2 separate regions of the Homo sapiens genome follow, and region 2 is linked to region 1. A link is an interaction called in ENCODE POLR2A ChIA-PET data of the cell type or tissue named here. Cell type or tissue: GM12878. All regions are shown on one strand. Links, peaks and the distances in the headings refer to the core of each region. The heading gives the core; the rest is flanking DNA.

The links. Peaks named below come from ENCODE experiments on the same cell type or tissue, not always from the same donor. Only the 100,000 strongest peaks of a DNase experiment are listed, where the experiment ranks them.
Region 2: POLR2A ChIA-PET joins it to region 1 with 5 read pairs; 3 of 35 experiments call an interaction of 5 or more read pairs at or near these places.

Annotation. Positions count from the first base shown.
Region 1 is chr6:36,568,701-36,573,088 of GRCh38, forward strand. No RefSeq gene overlaps it. Among named protein-coding and RNA genes, the nearest start is that of STK38, 23 kb to the left of the region's middle. RefSeq lists a silencer at 3,058-3,258. In GM12878, for the core only: no CTCF peak of the experiment used is centred there; a DNase peak (open chromatin) is centred at 1,783.
Region 2 is chr6:36,938,821-36,943,208 of GRCh38, forward strand. No RefSeq gene overlaps it. Among named protein-coding and RNA genes, the nearest start is that of PI16, 14 kb to the right of the region's middle. RefSeq lists a silencer at 978-1,568. In GM12878, for the core only: no CTCF peak of the experiment used is centred there; no DNase peak of the experiment used is centred there.

The DNA of each region.
Region 1 (4,388 bases), core at 168-4,167:
ACCACTCCTGGCCTGGACCTTTTTCAGTGCACATTTTTTTAACCCAAATAAAATCATAAGCTTTGTACTATTTTGTAACCTTTCTTTTTTGGTCAACAAACTCTCTCTTTTCACTCTTGTAAACTTTCACTTTGTGTAATATCTATACCATATTCAAATTTCCCCCAAAATGTCCTTTATTAGTAGTAGTAGTAGTATTTTGTTTGTTTTTTGTTTTGTTTTGTTTTGTTTTGTTTTGTTGTTTGAGACGGAGTCTCGCTCTGTCGCTCAGGCTGGTTGGAGTGCAGTAGCGCAATGTTGGCTCACTGCAAGCTCTGCCTCCCAGGTTCACGCCATTCTCCTGCCTCAGCCTCCTGAGTAGCTGGGACTACAGGCGCCCGCCACCACACCAGGCTATTTTTTTTTCTTTTTTAGTAGAGACGGCATCTCACCACGTTAGCCAGGATGATCTCGATCTCCTGATCTTGTGATCAGCCCGCCTTGGCCTCCCAAAGTTGGGGGGATTACAGGCGTGAGCCACCGTGCCCGGCCCCAAAATGTCCTTTAGATCAAATCTGTTGAAATCAGTTTTTGTTGTTGTTGTTGAGACGGAGTCTCTCTGTTGCCCAGGCTGGAGTGCAGTGGCACAATCTTGGCTCACTGCAACCATCGCCGCCCGGGTTCAAGCAAGTCTCCTGCCTCAGCCTCCCGAGTAGCTGGGGCTACAGGCTTGCGCCACCATGCCCAGCTAATTTTGGTATCTTTAGTAGAGACAAGGTTTCACCATGTCGGCCAGGCTGGTCTGGAACTCCTGACCTCAGGTGATCCGTTCACCTCAGCCTCCTAAAGTGCCAGAATTACAGGCATGAGCTACTGCGCCCGACCTGAAACCAGTATTGATGCAGGACTACTCGTTGATCTGATTGTCATGGCCTTTAGTCTCTTCCAATCCTTTTGTCATGATATTGACTTTCCAAAAGACCAGGCCAGCTGCCCTGCAAAATAATGTTTCACCTTCTGGATTTGTCTGTCTGCTTACTTGTGACAAATATTTATTTTATACCCTATGTTTACTGAAAATTAAACGTTATGGGCCATGCGTGATGGCTCACGCCTGTAATCCCAGCACTTTGGGAGGCCGAGGTGGGCAGATCACAAGGTCAGGAGTTCAAGACCAGCCTGGCCAAGATGGTGAAACCCCGTCTCTACTAAAAATACAAAAAAAATTAGCCGGGCATGGTGGCAGGTGCCTGTAATCCCAGCTACTCAGGAGGCTAAGGCAGAGAATTTCTTGAACCTGAGAGATGGAGGTTGCAGTGAGCCGAGATGGTGCCACTGCACTCCAGCCTGGGCGAGAGAGCGAGACTCCGTCTCAAAAAAAAAAAAAAAAAGAAAATTAAAGGTTATATCTAAAGGTAAAAGAGATTCAATTTAAACATTATGGCTAGACTGTAGTCTCAGTGGTGTTGTCTATTCATATATATCATCAGAAGATACCTAATGTCTAGACTCGCAGGGGTGTCCAAACTTTTGGCTTCCCTGGGCCACACTGGAATTAGAAGAATTGTCTTGGGCCACACAAAAAATACCCTAATGATAGCTGATGAGCTAAAATAAAAATCACACACAAAAATATCTCATAATGTTTTAAGAAAGTTTTCAAGTTTGGGTCGCATTCAAAGCCATTCTGGGCAGGTTGCATAAACTTGGTCTAGAGCCATTACTGATGCTACAATTGAACTGCACTTAGGGGAACAATAGTGTGTTTCCCACTATACAGTTGCATCCACTTCACCCTCAATTTGAAAGTAGAAGTGAAACAATGTGGTATTAACTGGCACTGTTTGTATGTCTAGTTCTCTATTAACCATTCATTTATTTTATTTTGTTTTATTTTATTTTTTTTGACAGACCAGTTCTCGCTTTATTGCCCAGGCTTGACTTGAACTCCCAGGCTCAAGTGATCCTCCTGAGTAACTAGAACCACAGGCATGTATCATTGCCCAGCTTCATTTAATTTTTAGCAGCTTTATTGTAGTATAATTGACACACACCAGCCTGGGTAACATAGTGAGACCCCCATCTCTCTCTTTTTTTTTTTTTTGAGATGGAGTTTTGCTCTTGTTGCCCAGGCTGGAGTGCAATGGCGCAATCTCGGCTCACCACAACCTCTGCCTCCCAGGTTCAAGTGATTCTCCTGCCTCAGCCTCCCGAGTAGCTGGGATTACAGGCACCCGCCACCACGCCCGGCTAATTTTGTATTTTAAGTACAGACAGGGTTTCTCCATGTTGGTCAGGCTAGTCTCGAACTCGCGACCTCAGGTGATCCACCCGCCTCAGCCTCCCAAAGTGCTGGGATTACAGGTGTGAGCCACTGCGCCCGGCCGAGACCCCCATCTCTAAATTAGCCAGGTGTGATGGTGCATGGCTGTAGTCCCAGCTACTCAGGAGGCTGAGGGAGGATCGCCTGAGCCCAGGAGTTTGAGGCTGCAATAAGCTGTGATCGTGCCACTGCACTCCAGCCTGGGTGACAGCAAGACCCTGTCTTAAAAATAATACTATAATAATAATAATAACTGACATATAAAGAATGGCACATTTTAAAAGGGTACTGTATTCATAATTTTATATTGCTGATGTAACAAATTATCACAAACAGTGGTTTAAAACAGTACAAATTTATTATCTTACAGTTCTATAGGATTAGAAGTTCAACACGGATCTTATTGGGTTCAAATCAAGGTGTCAGCAGGGCTGCATTTCTATGCTGAGGCTCTGAGGCAGAATGTATTTCTTGCTTTTTCTTGCTCTTAGAGGTTGCCCACATTCCTTGGCTCATGGCCCCTTCCTCCATCTTAAAAGTCAGCAATGTTGCATCTCTCTGACTCTTCCTTTTTTTTTTTTTTTGAGACAGGGTCTCACTGTTGCCCTGGCTGGAATGCAGTAGCACAATCACAGCTCACTGCAGCCTTGACCTCCTGGGCTCAAGCAATCCTCCCACCTCAACTTCCTGAGTAGCTGGGACTACAGGTGTGTGCCATCATGCCTGGCTAATTTTTGTATTTTTTGTAGAAATGGGGCTTCACCATGTTGCCCAGACTGGTCTCAAACTTCTGAGCTCAAGTGATCCACTAGCCTCAGCCTCCCAAAGTGATGGGGTTATAGGCATGAGTCACCACAAATGGCTTTCAACTCTGTTTTTGAAGCCTTTCAACTAATTGAATCAGACCCACTCAGACAATTGGATAATCTTTCTTACTGAAAGTCGACTGATTATGGAATTTACAGCTACAAAAGACTGTCACAGCAACACCTAGATTAATTTGGCTGAATAACTGGCACTATAGCCTAGCTAAATTGACACTTCAAAAGGACGATCACAGGTACAATTTGATAAGTTTTGACATACAGGCATGCACTGCGTGACAACATTTCAGTCAAAGACAGGCCACATATAAGATGGTGGTCTGGACGGGTGTGATGGCCCACGCCTGTGATCCCAGCACTTTGGGAGGCCGAGGCGGATGATTTACCTGAGGTCAGGAATTCAAGACCAGCCTGGCCAACATGGTGAAACTCCATCTCCACTAAAAATACAAAAAAATTAGACGGGCATGGTGGCACATACCTGTAATCCCAGCTACTCCAGAGGTTGAGGCAGGAGAATCACTTGAATCCAGGAGGCGGAGGTTGGAGTGAGCCGAGATTGCACCACTGCACTGTAGCCTAGGTGACACAGTGAGACTCTGTCTCAAAAAAAAAAAAAAAAACCACACACACACACAAACACACAAAAGATGGTTGGGCGTGGTGGCTCATGCCTGTAATCCCAGCCCTTTGGGAGGCCGAGGCCGGTGGGTCACCTGAGGTCAGGAGTTCAAGACCAGCCTGGCCAATATGGCGAAACCCCGTCTCTACTAAAAATGCAAAAATTAGCCGGGCATGATAGCAGGCACCTATAATCCCAGCTACTTCAGAGGCTGAGGCAGGAGAATCATTTGAACCTGGGAGGGGGAGGTTGCAGTGAGCTGAGATCATGCCACTTCACTTAAGCCTGAGCAAAAGAGCAAAGGTCCATCTCAAAAAAAAAAAAAAAAGATGGTGGTTTCTCCCATGAGGTTATAAAGGAGTTGAAAAATTCCTATCACCTAGTGATGTCATGGTCATTGCAATGTTGTAGCACAATGCCTTACTCATGTGTTTGTGTGATGCTGGTGTAAACAAACCTACTTATAAAAGTAGCATGCCTGGCGCTATGGCTCATTCCTGTAATTCCAGCACTTTGAGAGACCGAGGCAGGAGAATGGCTTGAGTCTAGGAGTTTGAGACCAGCCTGGGCAACACAGGGAGACCCCATCTCTACAAAAACAAAACAAAAAAAAATTAGCTTGGCCTGTTGGTACATGCTG
Region 2 (4,388 bases), core at 115-4,114, 370 kb after region 1:
TCCCACTTCCAGGCCCCCTTTTCAGGCCTCCTGGGAACCAGCCACCCCCAGCCCCCCACTCCTGTTGAACCCCAGCCATAATCCCAACCCTGATCTTCCTCTCTGGATTTCAAAGCTTCATCCATGCTGAGCTGCAAGGGGAATGGACAGAACTGGAAACTGGGGCAGACTGGAGTTGCCAGCCTAGGCTGGGCTGTGAGCTCCATAGAGCAGATGCCGGGCCATCCTGCCCCGGCTCTAAGCCCAGCCCCAGGCCAGGGCCGGCACCTGGTAGGCTCTTCATGAGTGCTTCCTGAATGAATGCTGCAGAATGAAAATCCACCCAGAGGAGGCCAGGCCTGAACTGGGCCCGGAAGGATCTGAGTGGATTGAAGTATGTGGAGGAGGGTCAGGAAGCAAAAACATTCCAGAATGAGGGCATGGGGGCTTCCCATCAAAAATGAAGGCACAGAGGTAGGAAGAGTGGGATGTGTGCAGAGGACCAGAAGGAGGTTGGCTCAGTGGAGGCTGAGAGAGGATGCTGGGAAACACAGGCAGTCATAAGGTAGGGCCCGATGGTGGGGGCCTGAGGCCCAGCAAGGGGCTGAGCTCTGATGCTCCGGGCAATGGGAGCCATGCTGGGTTCCTGAGTGGGAAAGACACAGGATGAAAGTGATATTCCAGAGTCATCAGCCCAGCTGGCTGGGCTGACAGGTGCCAGGGGAGGAGTGGGTGTGGGGTCAGGGGTGGTGGCACAAGAAACTTGGGCTGGGTAGGCACCTAGGAGGCTACCGAGTCACCTGGGCATGGGGTCATGGGACCGTCCACCATGGTGGGAAATGAAGACATTAGGAGAGGCGTGTGGAGATATATACAAAAAGATTGCTGCAGCATCATTTGTATCAGCAAAAAAACAGAAACAAGGAAAAGGAAGAGCCCCTATGTCCAACAGTAGGAAAATGGATAAACAGGCAGCCGCATATTGATACGACGGAACACAGCAGGGAGAATGAGTGGCGTACATCTGCATGCCTCGACATCAACAAATCTCAAAAACGAAGAAAGGAAAAAAACAAGGTTTAGCAGGGTCTAGGCTGCGCTGTTCAATGTGGTAGCCACTAGCTACACACGGCTATTTAAACTTCAACTAAAATTCAAAATGCAATTCTTCAGTCACACTAGCTGCATTTCAAGTGCTCAAAAGCCATGTGCCGTCTGTGGCTGCTGTATTGGACGGCAGACAGAGAACATTTCCAGCATCACAGAGAGTTCTGTTGGACAACACTGATGTTTTGAAACACGTAAAACAACATTACCTATTGTGTATGGATACAGAAGAGGCTCACAGGGTTTCCATGAACAGGTGTCGCCTCAGTTGGCGGCGGAGCTGACAGCGGGATGGTGTTGAGGGGTGGTCAGGGTGGTGGGAACAGGGGAGGCAAGGCTGTAGCTCCGAATACAAAAGGGCAGAGGCAGGGAGCCGCTCGACAATCCAGGAAGTGCCAGGGACTGCGATGGGGATGGGAGACACTTCTAGTCTCTGTGAGGATCCCAGACATAAGCCCTGTAATGACAGCAAAGACTAGCCTTTAGGTGGGGCCATTCCCAAATTGTCCACCTCATGATGACTTCCCAACAAGGCTGGGCAAAAGGAGTCTTGGAAAGGGTCAGACCTGCCCAGGTGGTTGGTCCATGACAAGCTGCAGACCTCACATCTAGGACTTGCCTCAAACAAAGTGAGGGCTAAGGAGAAGGGCAGAGAAGCAGAAGCAGAGAAACCAGAGGAGGAGCAATACCACAATTCAGGTCGAGACCACAGAAGCAATTCAGGAGAGAGGGAGAAGAAAAGGAGGCGGGGTGGGCGCAGCTGTCTCAGAAATACAGGTGTGAGGCCGGGCATGGTGGCTCACATCTGTAATCCCAGCACCCTTGGGAGCCCAAGGCAGGAGAATCACTTGAGCCCAGGAGTTCCAGATCAGCCTGCAAAACCCCATCTCTTCAAAAAATACAAAAATTAGTTGGGTGTGGTACACACCTGTAGTCCCAGCCATTTGGGAAGCTCAGGCAGGAGAATTGCTTGAGCTGGGGAGGACAAGGCTGCAGTGAGCTGAGACTGCACGGAAGCACTCCAGCCCAGGTGACAGAGCAAAACCCTGCCAAAAGAGCAAAGAAAGAAAGAACAAACCACTCTCACTCTCACTCTCACTCTGCCTCTCCCTCTCCCCACGGTCTCCCTCTCCCTCTCTTTCCACGGTCTCCCTCTGATGCCGAGCCGAAGCTGGACTGTACTGCCGCCATCTCTGCTCACTGCAACCTCCCTGCCTGATTCTCCTGCCTCAGCCTGCCGAGTGCCTGCAATTGCAGGCGCGCGCCGCCACGCCTGACTGGTTTTAGTATTTCTTTGGTGGAGACGGGGTTTCACTGTGTTGGCCGGGCTAGTCTCCAGCTCCTAACCGCGAGTGATCTGCCAGCCTCGGCCTCCCGAGGTGCCGGGATTGCAGATGGAGTCTCATTCACTCAGTGCTCAATGTTGCCCAGGCTGGAGTGCAGTGGCGTGATCTCAGCTCGCTACAACCTCCACTTCCCAGCTGCCTGCCTTGGCCCCCCAAAGTGCCGAGATTGCAGCCTCTGCCCGGCTGCCACCCCGTCTGGGAAGTGAGGAGCATCTCTGCCTGGCCACCCATCGTCTGGGATGTGAGGAGCCCCTCTGCCTGGCTGCCCAGTCTGGGAAGTGAGGAGCGCCTCTTCCCAGCCGCCATCCCGTCTAGGAAGTGAGGAGCGTCTCTGCCCGGCCGCCCATTGTCTGAGATGTGGGGAGCGCCTCTGCCCCGCCGCCCAGTCTGGGATGTGAGGAGCGCCTCTGCCCAGCCACGACCCCGTCTGGGAGGTGAGGAGCGTCTCTGCCCGGCAGCCGCCCCGTCTGAGAAGTGAGGAGCCCCTCCGCCCGGCAGCCGCCCCGTCTGGGAAGTGAGGAGCGTCTCCGCCCGGCCAGCCGCCCCGTCCGGGAGGGAGGTGGGGGGCAGCCACCGCCCGGCCAGCCGCCCCGTCCGGGAGGTGGGGGGCGCCTCCGCCCGGCCGCCGCCCCATCCGGGAGGTGGGGGGCGCCTCTGCCCGGCCGCCCCTTCTGGGAAGTGAGGAGCCCCTCTGCCCCGCCGCCACCCCTTCTGGGAGGTGTACCCAACAGCTCATTGAGAACGGGCCATGATGACAATGGTGGTTTTGTCGAATAGAAAAGGGGGAAATGTGGGGAAAAGAAAGAGAGATCAGGTTGTTACTGTGTCTGTGTAGAAAGAAGTAGACATGGGAGACTCCATTTTGTTCTGTACTAAGAAAAATTCTTCTGCCTTGGGATGCTGTTGATCTATGACCTTACCCCCAACCCGGTGCTCTCTGAAACATGTGCTGTGTCCACTCAGGGTTAAATGGATTAAGGGCGGTGCAAGATGTGCTTTGTTAAACAGATGCTTGAAGGCAGCATGCTCGTTAAGAGTCATCACCACTCCCTAATCTCAAGTACCCAGGGACACAAACACTGCGGAAGACCCCAGGGTCCTCTGCCTAGGAAAACCAGAGACCTTTGTTCACTTGTTTATCTGCTGACCTTCCCTCCACTATTGTCCTATGACCCTGCCAAATCCCCCTCTGCGAGAAACACCCAAGAATGATCAATTAAAAAAAGAAAAAAAAGAAAAAGAAAAAACACCCTAGAGAAAGAACATAGCACTAGTCCCAGCATGGTGACTCATGCCTGTAATCCCACACTTTGGGAGGCTGAGGCAGGAGGGTAACTTGAGCCCAGAAGTTCAAGACCAGCCTGGGCAACATAGCAAAACCCCATCTCTATAATTTTTTTTTAAAAAATTAGCTGGGCATAATGATGAATGTCTCTAATCCTGCCTAACTGGGAGGCTGAGCCCAGGAGTTGAAGGCTGCAGTGAGCCATGATCACACCCCTGTACTCTAGCCTGGGTAACAGAGTGAAATCTCGTCTCAAAAACAAAATGAAACACAAACCACATAGCACCTTTGGCTACAGAGGATTCTATCAGATACAATACCACCGAAATAAGCAGGCAATAAAAAATTATAAAACACAAAAGGATATCCTCTAGTATGAGAATTAATAGACACAATAGGATGGCTAAAACCAAGAATTTCAGATAAAACAAAATCTAAAAAAACAATATAAAAGTAAGCCTAGGACAATTTAAAAATAAAGAGAACTGTTTAAAACTAGAGAGAAAGACTTTGAAAAAAATATTTAAAGTTACTAAAGGTATGCCTAGAAACAAATCACTGAAATTTACAATTCAATCATTTTGTAACCACCAGGTCATCAGAAGTTAGAAAAAATGGCAATAACAAGTGTTGCTAAGGATATGGAGCAATGAGAACTCACTTCACACACT